Linked DNA regions of Homo sapiens: region 1 is linked to region 2. The links are chromatin loops, found by intact Hi-C in ENCODE. Cell type or tissue: breast epithelium. All regions are shown on one strand. Each heading gives the region's core, and the rest is flanking DNA. Links, peaks and the distances in the headings are about the cores only.

Evidence for each region. Peaks named below come from ENCODE experiments on the same cell type or tissue, not always from the same donor. Only the 100,000 strongest peaks of a DNase experiment are listed, where the experiment ranks them.
Region 1: a loop joins it to region 2, with 16 times the contacts of the local background. A loop is called at or near these places in 3 of 110 quality-filtered maps.

Annotation. Positions count from the first base shown.
Region 1 is chr20:49,442,343-49,454,154 of GRCh38, reverse strand. The region is part of intron 1 of KCNB1 (potassium voltage-gated channel subfamily B member 1); the gene reads left to right. Among named protein-coding and RNA genes, the nearest start is that of KCNB1, 34 kb to the left of the region's middle. RefSeq lists enhancers at 6,022-6,533, 6,534-7,043, 7,044-7,555. In breast epithelium, for the core only: no CTCF peak of the experiment used is centred there; a DNase peak (open chromatin) is centred at 7,104; H3K27ac peaks cover 1,965 bases.
Region 2 is chr20:49,515,759-49,527,570 of GRCh38, reverse strand. It overlaps PTGIS (prostaglandin I2 synthase), which reads left to right. Exons shown (of 10, transcript NM_000961.4): 6 at 3,332-3,513. Among named protein-coding and RNA genes, the nearest start is that of KCNB1, 39 kb to the right of the region's middle. In breast epithelium, for the core only: no CTCF peak of the experiment used is centred there; no DNase peak of the experiment used is centred there.

The DNA of each region.
Region 1 (11,812 bases), core at 4,250-9,249, 74 kb after region 2:
TCTCAGGTCTCGCCATCCTCTCCACGGTCTGTCGTGGGGCCTCCCGTGAGACCTGGTCAAGCCACCTTGTCTTTCCTCACCTTGTAACTTCATCTGCCCAGCCTGGTCCTCGAGCCAGGCCCCATTCTGTCTTCCCCTGGGGAGGCCCCCTTTGTGGGTACATTAGCTCAGAGAGCCTGAAAGCTACAATTCTGAAGTTCTGCCCTCAGTGTCTTGAAGGTTCTAGAGTCCTACAACTGGAATAGGCACAGCTTGCATGCTGTGAGCCTAGATGTGTGAGCAGGGCTGTTGTTTTGTTCGTACACTGGATGCAATGGCCGTGATGGAGGGTGGTGGAAACTGTATCTTGGTTCAATTCAGTCTCCCTTTTCTTCTAAGGGTTGACCCTAAGTTTGGGAGGTTTAGGTAGTGATGAATTAATACAATAAGAGGACACCCAACATTTTAAAATAACTAAAAGAGTGTAATTGGATTGTTTATAACACAAAGGTAAATGTTTCAGGGGATGGATACCCCGTCCTCCATCATACGATTATGAGGCATTGCATGCCTGGATCAAAACATTTCATGTACCCCATAGATACCCCTACTAAGTACCCACAAAAATAAAAAATACACACATTTTAAATTTAAAAGAAAAGAGGACAGCCAGTGTGGTGGACACTGTGAGTTCCTCACCTACACTCCATTTACGAGCTGGTGCACCCACACCCCAACTGCTGGCATTCCCCGCTGCTAACAGTTCACCACTGCCCCCTTCTCACGACTCCTGCCTCTCACAATTGCCCTTGGCCCATGGGAGTCGCCTGCCAGGGGATTTTAACCTGTGGCAGCTCTCCCGTCCTCCCACCAGGCAGACTGTGGACTCATTGAGTCAGGGGTACAAAAGCTCAGCCCTCTTTCTGCAAGGTGGGATCAACACCTGGTGCAATTCAGGCCGAAGCTAGACCTCAGCTGAGGCTACATCCTGGCTTAGCTCCTTCCCTATCCTGTCCTGCTTCTCTCTCTCCCCCATCTCCTAAAGGAGACGTGGAGCAAGAATGAATCACGTGCCTAAGAATCCCTGTCTCAGGCTCTGCTTTTAGGGATGCCCTGACATGAAGGGAGGTGATCGGTGTTATTTTTTTTTTTTTTTTTTTTTTTTTGAGACGGAGTCTTGCTGTCTCCCAGGCTGGAGTGCAGTGGTGCAGTCTTGGCTCACTGCAAGCTCCGCCTCCCAGGTTCTCGCCATTCTCCTGCTTCAGCCTCCCAAGCAGCTGGGACTACAGGCGCCCGCCACCACACCTGGCTAATTTTTTTGTATTTTTAGTAGAGACGGGGTTTCGCCATGTTAGCCAAGATGGTCTCGATCTCCTGACCTCGTGATCCGCTGGCCTTTGCTTCCCAAAGTGCTGGGATTACAGGCGTGAGCCACCGTGCCCGGCCAATCAGTGTTATTTAAAACTGACCTCCATGCCCAAGGGCTGGGGACTGGCAACTAAGAGTTACCCTCAGGATGGGATGGTCTCCCCCTACCTAGCTTCACCATCTTCCTGCCTTTTCCCTTCCATCTTCAGGGTGGGCTCTCATTGGCACTGTCCCCACACACACAGACTCCAGTCCATTCTCCATTTTCCCTGCTAGACTGAAGAGTTTGGCTGTTTCTGCTGACTTGGAGGGGACAATGACCAGAGCAGGCTGCAGTCCAAGCATTTGTTCACGAAGGGCTTTGAAAGGCTGGCCCGGTCCTCCCTCCCCACCTTGTTTGCCAGGAATGGTCCCCATCCCAGCGCAAAAGCTCTGGCAAGCCTTGTTTCCTTTCAGCCGGCGTTTTCTGAGGGTTAGCTTGGCAGGCTTCCGTGCTGACCTTGGATGGCTTAATGAAGTTGGGAGAGGCTCCATGCCAGCTCCCCATTAACGTGGCCTTTGAGAGAGCCTCAGGGGCTCCCAAATCTTTTGGCTTGCTCAGGCCCAAGGGTAGAGGAGGTGAGCCAGGCAAGGGAGAAAACAATAGCTTCAACGGCACCAAGATGCTGTGTGACCTTGGATGAGTCACATCCTCTCTATAGGTCTTGGGTCCCCCAGCTGTAACGGGAGGGCATTGGGCTGGGTGATTCCTCCCAACTCCCTGCTGTACTCATTCATTGGAAAACATGTATTGAGTGTCAAGTATGTGCCAGGCACTCTTCTAGGTGCTGAGGACATAGCAGCAAACAAAACAAAGCATCTGCCTTGTGGAATAGAATATCCCCAGCTGGGGGAATAGAAAGAATGTGGGATTTAGAACCAGAAGACCAGAATCTTTTGCCACTGACTTCTGAGCCTCAGTTTCCTCATCTGTAAAATGGGGCTGTTCTGAGGCATCAGTGAGATAGTGGATGTAAATGTTCTTGGTAGTAATCTTATGCAATACTTATTTAGCACCTACTGGGTTCCAAGGCATGGACATAATCAATAATTCTCATAATCCCTTCATAAAGAGGGATAATGGTGGCAGGTGAAGGCTCTGGAGCTGGACCGGGTCCAAATCGCAGCTCTGCCCCTTCCTGTGTGACCTCAGACAAGCTGCTGGGCCTCTCTGTGCCTCAGGTTCCTTTCCCATAAGACAGGTAATGATGATACCTGGATTATAGGGTTGCTGGGAGGACAGAGTGGACTCGAACTTGCGCAGTCCTTAGAACAGTGCCTACTGCATAATAAGTGCTCAATACAGGGGAGTTATGAGCTGTATGTTATTATTATTCATTTCATTTCACAGGAGAAAACAGATTTTCAGTTCTTGTCTGAGGTCACTCAGTAAGGGAAGCTGAAGAAAATGTGGAAGGAGCCCCCCACGGTGGCTGGACCCAGCATCAGGGGCTCTCCCCATCTCCTTTAGTCCTCTGAACCCAGAGAGGCTTAGCTGAACTGCAAGCTGAGGCCAAGGGATTTACAGCTCAGAAATCCCCATTTCTGAATGAGTCTGACTGAGTATCCATGCACATGTGTGTAAGTGTGAGTGGCTGTGCACACATCTGAGCATCCACAATAGGCATTGCCAAGAAGGACACACCATATGATTCCATTTATATGAGGCTCAAGAACAAGCAAAATTCAACTATAACAAGAGAAATCAGAACAGTGATTGCTTTTGGAGGTATTGACTGGAAGGGAACCCGAGAGAACTTCCTGGATGATGGAAATATTCTGGACCTTAACTGAGTTGGTGGGTACACAAGTGTATCTATTTATCAAAAGGCACTGCACTAAACACTTAAAACTTGTGCATTTTATTATGTGTAAGTTATACCTCAATAAATAAAGGAGCACTGGGAAAAAATAATAAGAGATCTAATTTACTGAGGAGTAATTAACCACATGCCGGGCGCTGTTCAAGACGCCTTACAGGTGTTCTGTAATGTAATCCTAACACAACCCCATGTAGCATTGCCTGTTATGTACATGCATGTACTCCATCCTGTGCGTATGTGTCTGAGGCTGCTTCTTAGCCGGCGTATGAGTAGTTCACAGAATGCATATGCACACGTGACACTGACTCATTCCTATACTTGGGGGCTAAGTGGGCACGTATGAGGGTGCACGTGTCCACAGATTTGTCCACGGGAATAGATTTCTGCCAGCACCTGTTTGCTCCCCTCAAGAGCATTAATGAACCGTGCTTCATGCGCCGTGCTGGCTGGTAGTTAGATGCTAACAGCATGCATGCAGGGGCCCTGGTCTGTGTAGACAAATCAAGCACTGTTATCAGACAATAATGGCAGGGGATCGACAGCCAGCCGCCTGTGCCAGGGAGGGGTGGGGACGCATGAGCACTGGGCAATTAGCATCTCTAAAGGGTGTCTCTGCTGAATGGTGGCTAATTTGCCGACATGGCCCCATCAGTCAAACTCAGCAGTCACTGAGTGGGGAATGCCGGGCCTCTCCAAAGATTTGTGAGTTGCTGCTGTTGGTGCCAGCTTTTGCACTGGGAGCAACTCATACCTTAAGACCTCACCCTTAAGAGGATAAGGGTGAACAGAGCCTGCCTGCCCACAACAGAGCCTGCCTGCCCTCTGACCTCTCCCCACCTCTGAGGATGGTTGGCCTTGTGAGCTTGGGATGATGTGGAGGCTCGGAGAGGGCAAGCAACCTGTTTAGAGTCAAACGGCCAGTGGGCCACCAACCCAGGAACTGAGCTTGGGTTTCCAGACTTGCAGGCATTGTACATTTCTCAACACCATCACTCACTCACATGACACAGTATTCACAATATTTTTGCCATTTCTTTTCACCAAAGGTACTATTAGTTTCTTGGTATTTTCCCTCAAGTGACTCTCTTTTTAAATTTTTAAAATTATTTTGTTTTATTTTTACTATTATTATTTTGATGCGGAGTCTTGCTCTGTCGCCCAGGCTGGACTGCAGTTGCACGATCTTGGTTCACTGCAACCTCCGCCTCCCAGGTTCAAGCGATTCTCCTGCCTCAGCTTCCCGAATAGCCGGGATTACAGGCGTGCACCACCACGCCCGGCTAATTTTTGTATTTTTAGTAGAGATGGGGTTTCGCCATGTTGGCCAGGCTGGTCTCAAACCCCTGGCCTCAAATGATCTGCCCGCCTCGGCCTCCCAAAGTGCTGGGATTACAGGCGTGAGCCACTGCGTCCGGCCCCTTTTTAAATTCAAATGTTTATTTTAAAAGGAAGCTGCCATTAATGGAAAACCAGTATCTGATACCCATAAGTTGAAGCAGGGGTGACCAACCACCCTTGCCTCCATTCACCTGTGAACTTTCAGTTTTAAAACCTAGATGGTTCTGGCAAACTGTATGGAGTTAATCACCTTAAATTGAACACAGGGTTAAAAATGAATACCACAAAAATAAACTAGGTTATTAAACTCGAACTGGCAGCTCTGAGCCTGGAGCCTGTCCTTACCTGTGCTGAAGGCGGAGCTCCATTAGAATGCTGGAGCTTCTCTTTCCGGTAGTCCCATGACAAGTCCCAGGGTTCACTCTGATTGGCTTGATTGGGGTCACATGCCCAGACTCTGCCAATCGTTGTTGCCAGGGGAATGCACCGTTCTGATTGGCCAGACCTGGAGCCAGAGGTGAGGCCAGGCTACAAGCCACGTGGCTTGAGAGCTGGGAAGGGATAGTTCCCCCAAAGGGTGAGATGGTTTGTTGCTAAAAAGAAGCCCCCTCTTCCTCCAGGTATGAGCAGCAGGTGACTCCTCTGCCCTTGCAGGAACAATGTCCTCTTGCTGTCCCAGGCTCTGGCTCCCAATCTGCCTCCTGCTGCCTGTGTCTCTTCCCCGCTCTGGTCCTCAGTCTCCTCATTTGTGAAATGGAGGGTTGTGCTGAATGATCTCTAAGCGTCTTCCAGGCTTTGATGTTATGTGATTGGTCTTCCCTGGGATGATTATTACTGGAGTTTGGTGGTGGCTGTTACTGTTTTACTCCCTCCCACTTGCCCAGAGATAGATGAGAAAAGAGAAGGTCTTATAACATGGTGAGAAGAGCATAAGGCATTTCCAGGTTCAAATCCCAGCACTGACAGTTTCTGGCTGTGAGATTTCAGACAAGTCACTTCACTCTCTGAGCCTCAGTTTCCTCATCTCTAAAATGGGAAGAACAATAGTATCTATGTAGAAGAGTCACATTGAGGATTAAAACTGGCAATAAGTCTAGACTGTTGGGGTGTATTTGGGTCTTTTGGGGTGTATTTGGGTGCAGGAAACTGAAAGTCAAATGAAACTGGCATGGACAATAAAGGGCATTTATTGGATAGTGCAACTGAAAAGCCCAGGCAGTGTGTAGCAAGGGTAGGGAGGGGATCATGATGTCATCATTGTGTCAAGGATTTACTCTGCTTTGTCCTCCTCTGTGAGCCAATTTTTCTCTTGGGCTGGCTCCCCTCATGGGAGTCCCAAAGGCTGCAGCATTTCTAGGCGTCACACATGCACTCTACGTTATCCAGAAGAGAAGGGAACTCCCAGCATTCCTGGCCAAAGCTCAGAAGTCAATAAATTGGCTTAGCTTGAATCACATGCCCCACTCAGCAAGCTCTCTAGCTGGGGGATGCCATGTGCTGACTGGCTTATCCCTGGGGCAGGGGGCAGGGTCAGCTTCCTCAGAACCACAGGGATCCCCACGGAGTGGTTGGGAAGGGCCCCTGCATGCTGGGAATGATGCAATCAAGCATTGAGGATCACCAGCGACTCTAGCGCTGAGGCTCTGAAAGGGCTTTCCAGACATCTCCTGTCCCGAGCTATCATTTTACACAAGGGGGACACTGAGGCTAAGAGACGGGCTGATTTCAGGAGGGTGTCACTTGGAAAATGACGATCAAGATCTGCCTTGGCTGATTGCTGTAAGACCCCAGTGAGATGAAAATAATGCTTTGAGAAAGAAGGAAAGAAAGGAGGAAGGACTCAAATAGATCACAGACCTACTAGGTGCTAGATTTTCTGTACCTGTCATGTCATTTAATCCTCGTAGCCACCCCGGGAAGCGGGTTTTGCCATTACTCCCAGTTTACAGAGGGGAAATGTGAGGCTGAGAGAGCTGAGGTCACTTGCCTAGGGTCACACCCTAGGAAGCAGTGCCAAAGGGCTGCGAAGCTAGTTGTGTACGATTCTGGTCCAAGGACACTTGCATTTAGTGTGCACCTACTGTGTGCTAGGTGCTTCCCAGGCCACCATCTCTTATGTGAGTGCTCAGTGGGTCTGCCCATAGCGGGGGATGTGTTCTCAGGAGAGAGCAGGGATCCCTTCTTGGCCACCAGAAATGGTCCATTTTTCAAGTTGTCTTTACCAGTGGAGACTCTATGACTTCTTTCTTGTTCTTTCTGTAACCTGGTCCCCTCCCCAATCCCGAACATTTTCTGGCCTGGCAGCTCCACTAAGAGTCTCGAATCTTCCAGGTACCTGTACCCAGCCCTGGGACTGGATGAGGAGGTTCTTCTGGAGACACCCAGGCCTTTGTGTCCCTGGGCCCCAGGGCTCCGTCCCACCCCTGGCTGCCCCCTCCTGGGCCCCTCCCCAGCACTGGTTTTGTGCCAATGTTTGGGCTGCTACAGCCCTGGCCAGGCTCGAAAAAGGAATTATTTCTGTCTCTTGCATAGTTCTCAGCCCAATTCCCAAAATGGGAAGTGGCCTGGGAGGGCCGCCCAACCCCCACTCCAGTGGAGGAGGGAGGCGAGGAGAACTTGGCAGAGCTGAGACACACACACACACACACACACGCACACACACACACACACACAGCTCCTTCTCTAGGCCTGTGGCCTGTAGAGGGAGGCCAGGCACTTCAGAGGGAGATGAGGGATGGCTCTTGGAGTGGGGTGCCTCTTCCCTCCTCTTCCAGAATGCTTTCCCTGATTGTTGAGGGGCTGTATCAGGCTCTTGAGAGGGGTGTTGGGACCCCCGGTTATTCTGTGAGCTTAGGACCCCCATTTCTTAACATTCCTCATAGCATCCAGTGTTTGTCTCTGCCCAGCCTGGATGTCTGTCATAATGGCCAGCTGCATCACTGGCCAGAAGGTAGGTTGGTTCTGACGGACACTGACTGACTGACTTGTCCACCGCAAGTCTGAGAGCCTGACAGACAGGATAGCTGACTGACTGGATGAATGGCTGTGCCTGCCTGCCTGCCTGCCTGCCTGCCTGCCTCCATGTCTGACTGAATGTCCCTCTCTGAGACAGAGAGACTCTCTCCCTGTCTACCTGGCTGCGGCTCTTGTACCTGACTAATTAGATGCAAAACAAATTGCCTTTCTCTCCATCTCCTCATTCAAATGCCTGTTGGAGTGTCTGTCTGTCTGTCTTCCTGGGTGTTTGGCTGGCTGTAATTAGATGAGTAACTAAGACTAGCTGTCCATCTCCTGTCTGACTGACTGACTAGCTGTCTCTATAGCTGACTGACAAGATGGCTGATGGACAGCCTGTCTGTCTGTCTGTCTGTCTATGTCTGTCTGTCTGCCTGTCTGTCTGCTGGGTATCTATTGTATCTGACTAACAGATGAAGAAGCCTGTCTGTTCATCTCCTCCTCTGACTGACTGACCGTCTGTCTGTCAGCCTGCTTGTCTGACTGCAGGCCTGATCAAATGGCTGAGTGACGGCCTGCCCATCTGCCTGTCTCTACGTCTAACTGACAAGATGACTGTCAGGCTGATCACCTGTTTCCCACCTCGGTATCCGAATGACCAGCTCACTGGATACTTGACTCTTGACTCTCCTAACTAGACACAACTCCCAGGCTGTCCTAGATGGTCGGAAGGGCATGGGTGACACCCATCTGGAAGCCCCCACCCAGCCTCAGCAACCATGCCTCTCCCCTCCCTCCAGGGCTCCCTGGCCCAGAGGAGCAAAAGTCCTTTCCCTGCCAGAGCAGGGAGGGGGAACTGAGTGGAAACCTCAACGCCTGCCCATGTGTTCATGTTTCACATGTTTGCACTGCCTGGAGATGGGGGTGGAGGGTGAGCCCTGTGTTCCTCATCCATCCTGCACCCCTGTTTTCAGGGGTCTTAAGGGGGAAACATCCTTCCCCAAAGAGGCCACAAGGACTCTCCCAATATGTAAGGCCCTACCCAGGCCCTGCAATCCTGGAAAGCACCTTGGGGAACCATTTCAAACTCTTCACCCCTGTGTTGCTCAGACACTGGGGCAGATTCCCAGAACAGGGGCCAGGTCTGGGGCAGCCAGCCACCGGTGGGAGCACGGGCTCCCTGGTCAACATCAGCAGACGTCCACCACCTCCACCTGTCAGGAACTCCACAGCCCTTCAGAAGGAAGCCAAGCTGGGGAGAGTGAGTAACACTTTGCCGGGAGGGAGGGCACAGTCCTTCCTGCTGGCTGCATTTCCTCCTGATAATAGAATTCTGCCCAGCTGCTGGGCTGGCTGCTGTCTGACCTCCCTTCTTAAAGACAGAATTTGCTGATGAATTTTGTTTCAGGAGAAATATGTGTGTGAATGGGGGAAGAGACGAGACAGAGAGAAATAGGAAGAGTTTGGGAGCCTCTAGATGAAAAGCAGCATCTCGAGAATTTAGCTCTGTCTAAATCATGCCTTCCCTGTCTTTTTTAGAGCCCTGTAGGTCCCCCAGATGGGCCCCGGGGATGACAGGCTGGGTGACCTCTGCACAGGCCAGTGGAATCACTTTAAGCTCTGGGGAAAGGTGGGAAGAGGGCATTCTGGGAGTCTCTGAATCCCTGGGCAGTAGACAGCAGCAATTGGAGATGGCTGGGCATCTGAGGCCAGGGCTGAACTCAGTGTATGACTAGGGTTAGAGATCAATATGTGACAAAGATTATGGTTCACCCTAGGACCAGATTATGGTTGACTCTATGGCCAGGATCAGGGATCAGTCAGTGAGGAGTGCCAGGACTCAGTGTCTCTCCAGGGTCAAAGCTCAGTCTGTGTCCTGCGTCAGAGCTCAACCAGTGAGCAGGGTCAGGACTCAGTGTGTGATGAGGGTCAGGGCTTATCCTTGACAAGGATCAGGGTTCAGTCTGAGACTGAGGTCAGTACATGACCTGGGTCATAGATCACACTAGGAGTTAGTCTGTGATCAGAGTCAGGGATCAGTATGCAACTAGGGTTAAGGATCAGTGTGTGACCAGGGTCAAGGCTTAGCCTAGGACCAGGGTTATGAAGGAATGTGCGGCCAGGGTCAAGATTCAGTGTGACCCGGGTTAGGACTCAGTTTGTGGCTCATTCAGGGGCTGGAGTTAGAATCAATCTGGACACTTGGGCTCTAGGAGTAACCCAGATTCTTATGCCTGAAGGACAGGCAGACGGGGGACCAGCGTATACCTGGCTGGCTCCTGCTCCCCCTCGTCCCCTCTTCTACTTGGGCTCCAAGGGCAAAACCAGGACACTTTAGGAGCCCCTGGGACAGGGGAAGATTGGAGAGTGTCCTCCAATCCTTGCATGTTCTGCTGCAGCTGGGGCCAGAGAGGGTCATCCTCATGTCTGGGGAGGACAGGGAGACAGAGGACTGGCTCTGATAAGCAGGGAAGAGGAGAAGAAAGTCATGAAAGGAAGTAGTTATAAGTATGGCATCTGTAGCAGAATACCTGGGTTTGAATTCTGGTTCCGCCACCTACTAGCTGTGTGGCCTTCAGCAAGTTACTCAATCTCTCTGTGCCTTGACTTTCTCATCTCTAGAATGAGCATAAAAATAGTATCCATAGGGTTGTAGTAAGGATTCTAAGTAAGTTAATACATGTAAAGTATTTACAGTGTGCCTGTTGGCTGTATGTATTCCATCAATTTTAGCTGTTTTTGTTTGCTCTGAAGCCATGGAGGGGTCCAACCTTGTGAACTGCCCAGGCTTGAGGATAGAGGGCTGGAGCCCAGGCTCCGATCCCTGGGCAACTCCCTAGACCTGCAAGCCTCCCCTCTGTTAGGTTCCGATGCCATCATAATCCCCAACTGTTGTAACACTAATGACATTTGCAGTTACTTCTCTGATTCCTGTGTCCCCCCACCTAGAGCACCTGCTCCTGAGGACCAATATTTTTATCTTTCTTGCTCACTACGTATCTTCAGCACCTAGCAAAGTACCTGGCACACAGTAGGTGCTCAAGAGACAGTTAATAAATGTTTTATTACTATGATAATAATAAAAGCAACCATTTGCATTGAGCCAAACACTGCTCGTTGCTTTCTCTCTCATTTTTTTAATCCAGTCTTTTAAAAACTGATCATTAAAATAAATGCATTCAGCCGGCCACAGTGACTCACACCTGTAGTCCCAGCACTTTGGGAAGCTGAGGTGGGTGGATCATTTGAGGTCAGGAGTTTGAGACCAGCCTGGCCAACATGATGAAACCCTGTCTCTACTAAAAATACAAAAAAATTAGCCAGGTGGCGCACACCTGTAATCCCAGCTACTCGGGAGGCTGGGAGAATAGCTTGAACCCGGGAGGCAGAGGTTACAGTGAGCCGAGATCGTGCCACTGCACTCCAGCCTGGGCAACAGAGCAAAACTCCATCTAAATAAATAAATAAATAAATGCATTCAACAGTAAGACTAATTCAAATACCAGAGGGCATACAATGGAAAGACAGAAATCTCACTCCCACATCTCCAGGCTCAGAAGAAGCCATTTTCTTGCACGTCTTTATATTAGGTTGATGCAATTGCTTTTGCACCAACCTCCATGGAAATAGGAGTTTTGTTTTATCCACACTGTATTCCTCCTGCTTACTCCAGTTCCTGGCAAGCAGTAGGTGCTCAATAAGGCTATGTAGAAAGATTATTTTTATTTCTAATACCAATGGGATTATGTCATATATACTGTTGGGTACCTTACTTTTTAACTATTAATAAATGAATAAGCCACCGGGCGCGGTGGCTTACACCTGTAATCCCAGCACTTTGGGAGGCCAAGATGGATGGATCACGAAGTCAAGAGATTGAAACCATCCTGGCCAACATGGTGAAACCCATCTCTACTAAAAATACAAAAATTAGCCAGGCATGGTGGCGTGCGCCTGTAGTCTCAGCTACTTGGGAGGCTGAGGCAGGAGAATCACTTGAACCCGGGAGGCAGAGGTTGCAGTGGGCTGAGATTGCGCCACTTCATTCCAGCCTGGGCAACAGAGCGAGACTCCATCTCAAAAAATAAATAAATAAATAAGCCTTAGAGATCTTTCCATATCAGCAAAAACTAGATTTACCTCATTCATTTTAATGGCTGCATAATCTTTCATGGCTTAGATGTACCATACATTATTTAACTAGACTCTTCGTGGATATAGTTTTTGGTTTTGTTTTTCTTCACCCATCATGACAATACTTTATTTAAGTATCACACCTCAACTCTACAAGGGTTAACTCTGATTTTGGC
Region 2 (11,812 bases), core at 3,826-8,825:
TCTACTTTCTGTCTCTTCTATTCTACTTTCTATTCTACTTTCTGTCGAATAGTATACTTCTATTGTACTTTCTGTCTCTGAATTTCCTGTTCTAGGATTCTCATTATATGAGATTTTGGAGACAGAGTCTCTGTCGCCCAGGCTGGAGTGCAGTGTCGCCATCTCAGCTCACTACAATCTCCGCCTCCCGGGTTCAAGCTATTCTTGTGCCTCAGCCTCCTGAGTAGCTGGGATTACAGGTACACACCACCATGCCTGGCTAATTTTTTTTTTTTTTTTTTGTATTTTAGTAGAGACAGGGTTTCACCATGTTGCCCATGCTGGTTCTCTAACTCCTGAGCCCAGGAAATCTGCCCACCTTGGCCTCCCAAGGTGCTAGGATTGCAGGCGTGAGCCACCATGCCTGGCATATGCGTCAGAATTTCATTCCTTTTTAAGAGTGAATACATTGTGTGTATATACTGCATTCTATTTATCCATTCACCTATCAACCGACATTTGGGTTGTTTCTGCCTTTTGGCTACTGTGAATAATGCTGCTATGAACATTGGTGCACGAGTATCTGTTTGAGTCTCTGGTTTCAGTTCTTTGGGCTATATACCTAGAACTAGAATTACTGGATCATATGGTAATTCTTTAACTTTCTGAGGAACTGCTAAACTCTTTTTCACAGCAACTGCAGTATTTTACATTCCCACCAGCAATGCATAAGGGTTCCAATTTCTCCACGTCCTCACCATCACTTATTTCCTATGTTTTAAATAGTAGCCATCCTCATGGTTGTGAATGGTATCACACTGTGGTTTTTACATGCATTTTCTAATGACTAATGGTGTTGAGCATTGTTTCATGTGTTTATCAGCCATTTGTATCTCTTCTTTGGAGAAATATCTATTCAAGTCCTTTGCCAATTTTCAAATCAGGTTGTTTGTTTTTTATTGTTGTTGAGTCGTAGGAGTTCTTTTATATATTTTGGGTGTTAGACCCTTATCAGATATATTATTTACAAATATTTTCTCACTTTCTGTCAGCTGTCTTTTCATACTGCATTACCTTTTTTGCTTAATTATTCATTGATTGTGCAAATATAGAGTGCCTCCTATGTACTCAGAACTGCTGTAGGCACAGGGGAAAAGTGGAGAATGGTCCTGCCTTGCTTTTTAAAGTCATCTGTAAACGCCGTGTTTACAGTGATATTCAAGATTGCAGTTGTGTGGTCAGACTTCAAAGAATGCCAGTTATTTCTAAAGCTGTGTTAAATTTCTTTGCCTCTTTTTTTAGCCATCCCATCAGATGATGCTTAGAAGTATCCAGAGTTGGCATCAACTGAGGTGGTTTCAACACTGCCCGCGCCCTGCAGGCCTAAACCTCTGGATGCCCAGTTCCCACGCACGTGATTTTGACATGATCAATCTGGGGTTGGCACCTGGGCATCCAGAGATTTAAGAGCTCCCAGGTAATTCTTCAGAGAGCCTGAAAAGTGGAGAAACATAGGAAGATAATGTATTTCAGTTGAACACTTAAGCTTATTGCTTTACATTGAAATGTCACCCGAAATGGTGACATTCATTTCAATGTAAAACAATGAGCTCAAGTTGAAGTCTAAAAGTTAAACATATTCAGCGTATTATTTGAAAATGAAGCCAACATACTTTAAAAAAAAAACATAGTCTACATTTTCGACCCTTTCAAATGCCCTGTGAGGTGCAGCCAGGTTTAGAATCGCTGGTGGGGCGAGTCTTCCTGAAACACGGCTTGTGGTTCAGAAGAGTCAGTGAGGGAGTTTCCAATACTTTGAAACTTCAGAGCAATCCAAAATGACTCTCACTTTTCCAAGGGGTGATTTCGGAGAAAACCAAATTTTATATTTTATATTTTTGTTTTAAACTTTATATTTGTGCATATAAATAGCATTACCGTGGAGCTTTAAAACAATGTATATTAAGGCTCATGTATGGTTCATGAAAATATTTTAAAAAAAAAAAAAGAAGTAGAAAAGAAAACAATATCTAAATAGTGTCATTCTTCAGTGCCCGGCTTTATCCCCTTACCAGTCTGCCCTTGGGAACTCTCTGTGTCTGTAGGTAAAATGTACTAACTCACTTTCACTGCTGTATGTTTCCAGAACATAAACACACCATTGTCTGTTTAATGGTGATGCACGCTAGTGATCTGTGGGCCAAAGTTGACCTTCAGAGATGCTTCTGTGGTCTGCACAGTGATTAAAAACTTTTTACTTGGATGCTAACCTTAAAAAACATCAGAAGGTTATACATAATTGTCTGGATTATCAGCTTCCTTTGAAAGCACAGGCCTTCTGGCCATGCTGGGGTGTTTCCCTCTCCTGCCGAGGGCTGGTTGGTGGGCTAAGTGCCATGGCCCCTTTCTGGCCCGTCTCTCTTTTACTTGGCCTGCCTTCTCTGGAGTGAGTTGAGTTTGAGACTCCAGCCCAATCTGCCAGTTAGGTTGTTGCTGATGTCTTTCTGTGATTGCTGCTGTGCTGAGCCTGCTCACAGTGGCCTCCTCCTCATGCACATGGGCTGGCATTGCTCTGGGGTTGGACCCTGGGGAGGGAGAATGCTGCTCAGTGTTTAGTGTTCCTTCTCCTGCTCTGGAAAGAACTACCATTTATTTAATGCATGATATAGTTTTGCTGTGTCCCCACCCAAATCTCATCTTGAACTGTAGCTCCCATAATTCTCATGTGTTGTGGGAGGGACCCAGTGGGAGATAACTGAATCATGGGGGTGGTTTCCCCCATACTGTTCTCCTTGTAGTGAATAAGTCTCATGAGATCTGATGATTTTGTAAGTGGTTTCTCCTTTTGCTTGGCTTTCATTTTCTCTTGCTTGCCGCCATGTAAGATGTGCCTTTCACCTTCCACTATGATTATGAGGCCTCCCCAGCCACATGGAACTGTGAGTCCATTAAACCTATTTTTTAAAAAATAAATAAATAAATAAATTACCCAGTCTCAAGTATGTCTTTGTCAGCAGCATGAAAACAGACTAATACAATGCATATTTATTGAGCACCTGCTACGGGCCGGGTGATGGGGACATAGAGGTGATTGAAATAGATCAGGCTCCCACCTGCAGGAGACAAGACCCCTTGCTTCTTTTTACTGGGGGTAAGACAGATAATAAGCAATTTGGTATTGAAAGGGCTTCCTGCTGTGGGCCTGTCCTGCAGCTTCTTTCCCACAGGAACTCCCCACCCTCAATGAGTGACATTCAGAAGACCCTTGGCCTCATGGGAGGTCATGCCTGGCCAGCCCTGGGTGTGGGATGGTGAATCTGTAACCCCTACTCTCTGTGCTCTGTCCCTGCAGGGGACAAGGACCACATGTGCAGTGTCAAAAGTCGCCTGTGGAAGCTGCTATCCCCAGCCAGGCTGGCCAGGCGGGCCCACCGGAGCAAATGGCTGGAGAGTTACCTGCTGCACCTGGAGGAGATGGGTGTGTCAGAGGAGATGCAGGCACGGGCCCTGGTGCTGCAGCTGTGGGCCACACAGGTGGGTGTGAATGTGCAAGTGGGTGTGTGCAGGTGTGCATGTGTGGTTGCGATATGAACGCATGTGTGTGTGCATGTCTGTGCACCTGTGCAGGTGTGCACATGACTATGCCTGTGTGTGCATGTGTATGTAGGTGTGCATTTGTGAGTGTGTGCTGATGTGAGTGTGGGTGTGTGCACACATACCCACTGCCCAAACCAGTTCCCTGACTTCCTTTACTGTCAAATAGCATCACGAACAGAAACATTCATTCGGTATTCTTTTCTTTTTTTTTCTTTTGAGACAGAGTCTCGCTCTGTTGCCCAGGCTGGAGTGCAGTGGCTCGATCTCAGCTCACTGCAACCTCCGCCTCCCAGGTTCAAGTGATTCTCATGCCTCAGCCTCCCGAGTAGCTGGGACCACAGTTGCCTGCCACCATGCCTGGCTAATTTTTGTATTTTTAGTAGAAATGGGGCCAGGCTGGTCTCAAACTTGACCTCAAGTGATCTGCCTGCCTCGGCCTCTGGAAGTGCTGGGATTACAGTGTGAGCCACCACGCCCAGCTTCTTTTTGTTTTTTGTTTTTTGTTTTTGTTTTTTTTTAATTTGGAAAAATGTTAAATTTATAGAAAAGTTTAATAAATAGTTTAATGAACTCCTATATATGCCTCACCTTGATTCCCCAGTTTTAAACATTTTACCACCTTTGCTTTCTCTCTCTCTGTCTCTCTCTCTCTTATGCTCTCTTTTCCCCACTGGGATTATTTTATTGAAATAATTTGGGAATAAGTTGCAGATATCATGCTTTTTTATCCCTAATTGCTTGAGTGTAAGCAAGAACATCTCCTGCATGACCACAGTACAATAACCAATTTCAGGATAATGAGCCCAAATACATGATCATTATCTAATAAACAATCTGTATTCCAGTTTTGCCAGTTGTCTCAATAATGTCCTTTTTGGTTCATCTTGGTCCAGCATCCAATCCAGAATCACACGTTGCATTTAGTCATTCTGACTCTTCTGTTTTCTTTTCTTTTAATTTTTTTATTTTTTTGAGATGGAGTCTTGCTCTGTCGCCAGGCTGGAGTGCAGTGGCATAATCTCGGCTCACGGCAACCTCTGCCTGCTGAGTTCAAGCGATTCTCCTGCCTCAGCCTCCTGAATAGCTGGGACTACAGGCGCATGCCACCACGTCCAGCTAATTTTTTGTATTTTTAGTACAGATGGGAGTTCACCATGTTGGCCAGGATGGTTTTGATCTTTTAACCTCGTGATCCACCAGCCTCAGCCTCCCAAGGTGCTGAGATTACAGGCATGAGCCACTGCACCCGACCCATTTTCTTTAATCTGGCACGGTTTCTGTGCGTTTCATTGTTTCTCATTACATTTACATTTTTTGAAGTGTGCAGACCAGTTATTTTGAAGAATTGTTTAGAAGTTCCATTGAGACACTGGGCATGGTAGTGTGCACCTGTAGTCCCAGCTAGTCAGGAGGGTGAGGCAAGAGGATTGCTTGAGCCCAGGAGTTTGAGACCAGCCTGGGCAACATAGTGAGATTCCACCTCTTAAAAAAAATCCTTTGAGTACTTACCGTAGACCTCAAAGATTCTGTGTTGTGTCGATTACCATTTGGGGGGTCAGGAGGACAGGGGGCAGAGAGTCAAGGAAACATATACAAGGTGATTTTAGATGATGATATGTAGAGTATGAAACAGGGCTGTGAATAGAGAGACTTTCGGGTCTGCTCTAGCTGGGGTGGTCAGGGAGGCCTCCCTGAGATATTTGAGATGAGCCCTGGATGATAAGAAAGCTAGATTCAGAGACTTGGAGAAGATATGGGGATAGAAGATTCCAAATAAGGGAAACAGCAAGTGCAAAGGCCCTGGGGTTGGATCTTGCAGAGTAGAGTTGGATCACACAGCTGAAGCAGAGTGAGGGAGGGGGCGTGAGACCGAGGGAAGAGGTCACTGAGGGCCTTGTGGGTCCTCATAAATGAGGACTTGGGATTTTTCTCTGGGCGAGATGGGGGCCTGGGAGAGTTCTGAGCAGAGGAGGGACAGGATCTTGGGGGCAAAAGCAAAAACAGGGCAACAAGGAGGAAACTGTGGTGGCAGGGTCAGGTGGTGGCCATGGAGGTGATGAGGACGTGGATAGATTTTGGAAATTTCAGGAAGACAGAGTCAGTGGACTTGGTCATGGACCAGATATTGGAGTGAGAGAAAGATGGTAGCCTTCCATGCTGCACAGCTCCAGGCCTGGTTCCTGCCCTCTCTCCTGATCCCCAAGCCCCATCTTTCTCTTGGCCCCACTTCGACGGTGACAGTTGCACAAGCTGACATTTCTGGGTAATTCCTCTCCCATCGACTTGCAGCTTATTTTTAGTTTCCTCAGAGCCATTAACTGTCCTTGCAGGCAGAGACTGGCAAGGGGTGGGGACTGGGATCAATTGGCAGTTGTCCCCCACATCAGTGCCTAATAACATATTTATGTGCAGAGATGACTTGGAGCTCCAAAGTGTCTCCAGAACTCTCGTGGGAATGACTGGTGTCAGCAAAACTGGATGCTGGCTGAGGGGTTTGAGTGGCAGAAAGTCCAGGGAACAGCCTTTGGCAGGGCCAGGAGAGCTGGGCAGGAGCTGGGGACAAGATGTCCTCTGAGGTTGAGTCGTTGACAGCGTCCAGAATTCAGGCAGGTGGGAAAACTTTTCAAGGGCCTTTTGGGAGTGGAGCCAAGAGGGTACTTGGCCTAGGAGTTTCTGGCACAGGCTCTGTGACCTCCCAGCCTGAGTTTGAATCCTGATTTTGACACTTCCTGGCAAGTCAGTCACTTAACCTCTGAGCACCTCGGTTTACTCATCTGTAAAATGGAGATGGTAGCACCCGTTTCAAGACGTGGTTGTGAAGATGAAAGGAGGCAGGAATACATGTGCAATTTTGTAACTGTGCCTTGCAGATAACAAGTGCTCAAGAAACATCTTCAACAAATATTTAGAGCACCTACCATGGGCCAGGCCCCATTCTAGAAGCTGGGGATAGAGCGGTGAGCAAAACAGACAAAAATCCCTGCCCTTAGGGAGCTGGCATTCTGGTGGGAGAAGATAGACAATTAATAAACACATAAGCTGTCATCACAGTGCTTTGGGAAGTTAGAGAGGAACATCATTTGAGTCCTAGAGTTCAAGACCAGCCTGGGCAACATAGCAAGACCCCATCTCTGCAAAAACTACCTTATTTTTTTTGTAGAAAAGCTGGGCGTGATGGTGCGCACCTGTAGTCCCAGCTACTTGGGAGGCTGAGGCAAGAGCATTGCTTGAGCCTAGGAGGTCAAGGCTGCAATGAGCCATGATTGTGCCACTGCACTCCAGCTTGGGTGACATAGTGAGACCCTGTCTCAAAAATAAATAAATAAATAAACAAACAAGTAAGCATCTAAAATGTATTAGAAGTCAGGCGCAGTGGCTCACGCCTGTAATCCCAGCACTTTGAGAGGCCAAGGCAGGCAGATAACTTGAGATCAGGAGTTTGAGACCAGCCTGGCCAACATGATGAAACCCTGACTCTACTAAAAATACAAAAATTAGCCAGGCATGGTCGCACAGGCCCGTAATCCCAGCTACTCAGGAGGCTGAGACATGAGAATCACTTGAACCCGGGAGGTGGAGGTTGCAGTGAGCCGAGATGGCACCACTGCACTCCAGCCTGGGCAACAGAGTGAGACTCCCATCTCAAAAAAAAAAAAAAGTATTAGAGGGAATGTGTTCTATGGAGAAGAGATGCAGCAGGAAGGCAGGCCCAGGAAGGCCTCACTGAAAGGTGACATCTGAGCAGAGACTGAAGGAAGTGAGGGGTGAACCATGTAAATATATAGAATGAAGTTTCCCAGGCAGGGAGCAGCAAGTGCAAAGGCCCTGAGGCAGGACTAAGGGTGACACGGTGGGGAGGCAGAGCTGCCGGACCACACAGGTCCCTGTAGGCCATGGGGAGGGCTTTGGCTTTTACTGTGAGTGAGACAGGTGCCTGCTGTAGGGCTCTGAGCAGAGGAAGAACCTGGCCTGTCTTTCGCTTTAGAGGGATCATTCTGGCTGCAGCGCTGACAAGAGACTGTAGGGGGTGGGGAAGCAGAGGCAGGGAGAGCAGAGAGGAGCAGCAGGATCCAGACAAGAGAGGGTGCTGCTGGGCCAGGGTCAGGGGTGGTTAGATTCTGAACATATATCAAAGTAAAGCCAACAGGATCCGCTGTTGGATGGGACCTTGGGGGAGGCCATCAAGGATGAATCCAGGTTTGGGCCTGAGTGACAGGAGGGATGGCAGAGCCATGGGCAGAAGAGGGAGATGGCGGGAGGAGGAAGTTTCAGGGAGAAGATCGGGGGTTGGGCTTTGGGTATGTTGAATTTGAGATGGAGATGGGGGAGTGGACACCTGGAGAAGAGAGTCTGGAGTTCAAGTTTGAGGTCCAGGCTTGGGAGTTGTCAGCATAGAGGAGTTTAAATCCTCAGGACTGGAGGAGATACTGCAGGCGAGGGTGGGTGAAGAAGGGGGCATCCCTGGGGCTCTCCAGTGGTGGGAAGGGTGAGGAGGAGGGGCCAGGAAGGTGGGAGGAGAGCCGGGAGTGGGAAGCTGGGTCAGATGCTGCAGAGAGGCTGAAAAATGGTAGCTGTGATTGCTGCTGTCAGGTCGGAGATGATGAGTCAGGAATAATAATCTCAAAAGATACTGAGCACTTACCCTGGGCCAAGCATCCTGTTGAGCACTTTGCAACCACCATCTCATAGGATCCTCACAACAGCTTCCTGAATCCAGAACCCCTGAACCTGGAATCGAGAGTGATGGAAGGAGCAGTGGGAGTCTCAGGCATCCAGGGAGGACTCTGTGGGCCGAGACCTAAGGTCCAGGCAAGGGGAAGAGGAGGCTGTAAGGGAAGGTGGGGTGGGGTGGTGGGGGGCAGACGGAGGAGAGTTTCCAAACACAGGTCAGGCTTCCCTGCCAGCTCTGAGCCCACTGATGCTGGTAATGCCAGGACTGAAACCATTGATTGACATGATGTCCCTCAGCCCCATCCATCACATCTGATCCTTCTCTTCCTTCCCGATATCTGGCTTGGCCTTCACCCCATCACATCCTCAGCAGCCACAGCCACACATCCCTGGAAATTCCTGGGTGGTCCTGAGAGGTAGGGGAGGGGGCCACGGGAGCTGCTGGGCCTGCACATAGCTCCGCTGAGATAGTGATCATCGAGAAGAATCCTTGAGGCATCTGACAACGGAGTAGAAAGCAAAACCACAGTATTGAGAGTCAGACAGACTCGGGTGGAATCTCACCTCTGCCACTAAACTAGTTATGTGACCTCAAACAAGTCACTTTTCTGGGCTTAAGTTTCACCATCTGTAAAGAGGGTTGGTTTTTTTGTTTGTTTTTTTTTTTGTCTTCAGTAGTTTTATCTTGAAATAATTTTAGATTATAAAAGAGTTGCAAAGATAGTACAGGAGTTCCCAAATACCCTTCACCCAGCTTTCCCTAATGTTACATAACCACAATACATTCATCAAGACTAAGAAATTCACATTGGGACATTGCTAGTAACTAAAGTCTATACTTTATTCACATTGCCCCAGTTTTTCTACTAATATTCTTTTTCTCTTCCAGGAGCCAATCCACAATCCCACATTGCACTTAGGGCTTTTGTTTGTTTGTTTTAAATAGACTCTATTTTTACAGCAGATTTAGGTTCACAACAAAATTGAAGGAAAGGTGCAGGGATCTCCCTTAGCCCCCTTCTCCCAATGCCTCGCCTCTCCATCGCTGGTGTCCCTCAGCAGAGTGGCACATTTGTTACAATTTATGACCTACACTAACACATCATCACACTCGGGATATTCTTTTATTCCGTTGGAATCTTCTAAATCATAAAAATTAAAAGAAACACAATCTGTGACCCCCATCCCTCAGGTCTCCCTTCTTCTGCCAGGCTACATCCTCAGAGGGTCTCCCCCTGGGGGATGACTACAATGGCCTCCAGTAGCTCTAGGCAATTTAGCAATCCCATGGAGGAGGGCTTCCCTTCCCCTAAATTCTAGCACAGCTCCCAAGACTGATACTCACTGGCCCAGCCCACGTCATATGCCCCACTCTGCGTGGATCACTCAGTGCCTCCGCCTGGGTCCCATGCCCACACTTGAAGTCTGGAAGGATGGGTCAGTCCTGGATGGCCCACATGGACTTAGACTTAAGAGGAGGTGGTTCTTTGAAGGAAAGTGGGGTGCTGTTACCAACGACAAGGAAGCGGATGCAGGCAGGAGCGGGCAGCGGAAGTCCCCCACTTCCACTGATGGGCCATGTTGTCAGGAGGCAACAAGAAGGAGCATGTGAATCACCAAGGGTGTGGTCTGGCCCGCAGTCAGTGCCTCCCAGAGGTCAGCCACTGCCATTCACAGGAAAGCTAGAACAGGGGTGGCACTGCTTTTGGGTCATGGCCTTTGGCTGCAGTAGGAGGGAATGAAGACAAACAAGAAGTGTCTTCCTGAGTAAACGGAGGCAAGGCTCCGTGGGTGAAAGCTCAAATTCCAGGGTGGCAAATTCAGGATCTCTTATGGTTGTGTGTGCACACACACACACACACACACACACTCACACTCACATCTGTGCAGTTGGGTAAAAGGCGGTCTTGGTCACCTCCCTAACTTGCCACAGCTTTTTCCTGCAGGCAGAGATAGCCAAGCGCCCATGTGTTCCACTCCTGCTTGGTAATTAATGAGCGGTGGCCCCCATCTAACCATCTGGGCCAGATAAAATGGCCTTGGCGCTGAGCTAAGCTGGTGTTGAATTATTTATCATCCGCATTTGCCTGGCTATTTAAGTGATGGACAGCAGGTGACCTTGCTGTGTCAGCTGGACCTGAGGTGCTGGTGGAACTCTCAGAAAGGGCCGGAGGCCCCCCCGACTTGTTTTCAAATCCAGGGGAGGGGCCAGTGGGGGAGGAGTAACCACTTCTGAGCACCTACTATGGGCGCAGCACGTGTGGGATTGCTTGCATTCAGCCTCACTGGACCCTTGCGTCCACCCAGGAGGTGGCAATGTTACCCCCAGTGTTGAGACCCAAAGGGGGACGTGACTTGTCCACAGTCACAGAAAGTGGGGAGCTGGGATTTGAACCCACCTCTACCTGGTCTCAGTCCAGGGATCTTCTAGCCCACCTCCCAGGCTGTCTTGGAGCTCCACCTCTAATCCAAAGGGATGCAGATGTTTATTTGACAAATATCAGTGAGCCTCCACTATATGCTGGGCAGTGGGTAGTGACCGGGGAGTACTTCGTTTTCCTTTTCAGTAAAAGGCCTAATAATGGCACCTGCGTGATGGAAGTATTGAGCAGAGGAGTGTGGTTCCTCCTGGCCTCACGGGCACTAAAGAGGAAGGCAAAATCTATCTCACCATCACTAATGCTATGGTGCATTTCTTTCCAGCCTTTCCCCATAGGTTTTTCTTCTGTGGTTAAGATCATGCAGCTGTTTTAATCTAACCTTCTATTTGGTTTAATATTGTAACATGAGCATCTCTCATGACATTGTACATCACTGTAGAAATGATTTGGATACAGCCTGGGAAACATAGTGAGACCTCATCTTTACAAAAAATAGAAAGATTAGCCGGGCATGGTGGTGCATGCTTGTATCAGCTACTTGGGAGGCTGAAGTAGGAGGATCACTTGAGCCCAGGAGGTGGAGGTTGCAGTGAGCCACGATCGTGCCATTGCACTCCAGCCTGGGTGGCTTCTGTTTCACTTAAAATTAGTGTGTCCATTAAAAAATTTTGAACAGTTTAAAAGGTATTTGCAAGGAAAGTCAGCCTCCTTCCTCCTTATCCTCTTGTCTTCCCAGCTTCTGTCCCAAGGTAACCTCAGTTACCCGTTTCTGGTGTCTCTTAGAGATGGTCTGTGCTTCTTTGGGAGGCTGTGGCAGGAGGACTGCTCGAGGCCAGGAGTTTGAGATCAGCCTGGGAAACATAGGGAGACCTCCATCTCTACCAAAAAAAAAAAAAAAACCTAGCTGGGTAGCACATGCCTGTGGCCCCAGCTCCTTGGGAGGCTAAGGCAGAAGGATCACTTGAGCCTAGGAGGTCGAGGCTGCAGTGAGCTATGATTGTGCCACTGCATTCCACCCTGGGTGACAGAGCAAGACCCTGTCTCAAAAAAAAAAAGAGATGGTCTGTACTTCTTCATGTATATTTCTCTTTAAACAAACACACAAATGGCAGCATGCTGAGCCACCACCCTGCACCTTGCGTTTGCATGCTTCTGTGTGTCTTGGCTACAGTCCCACATCGGTA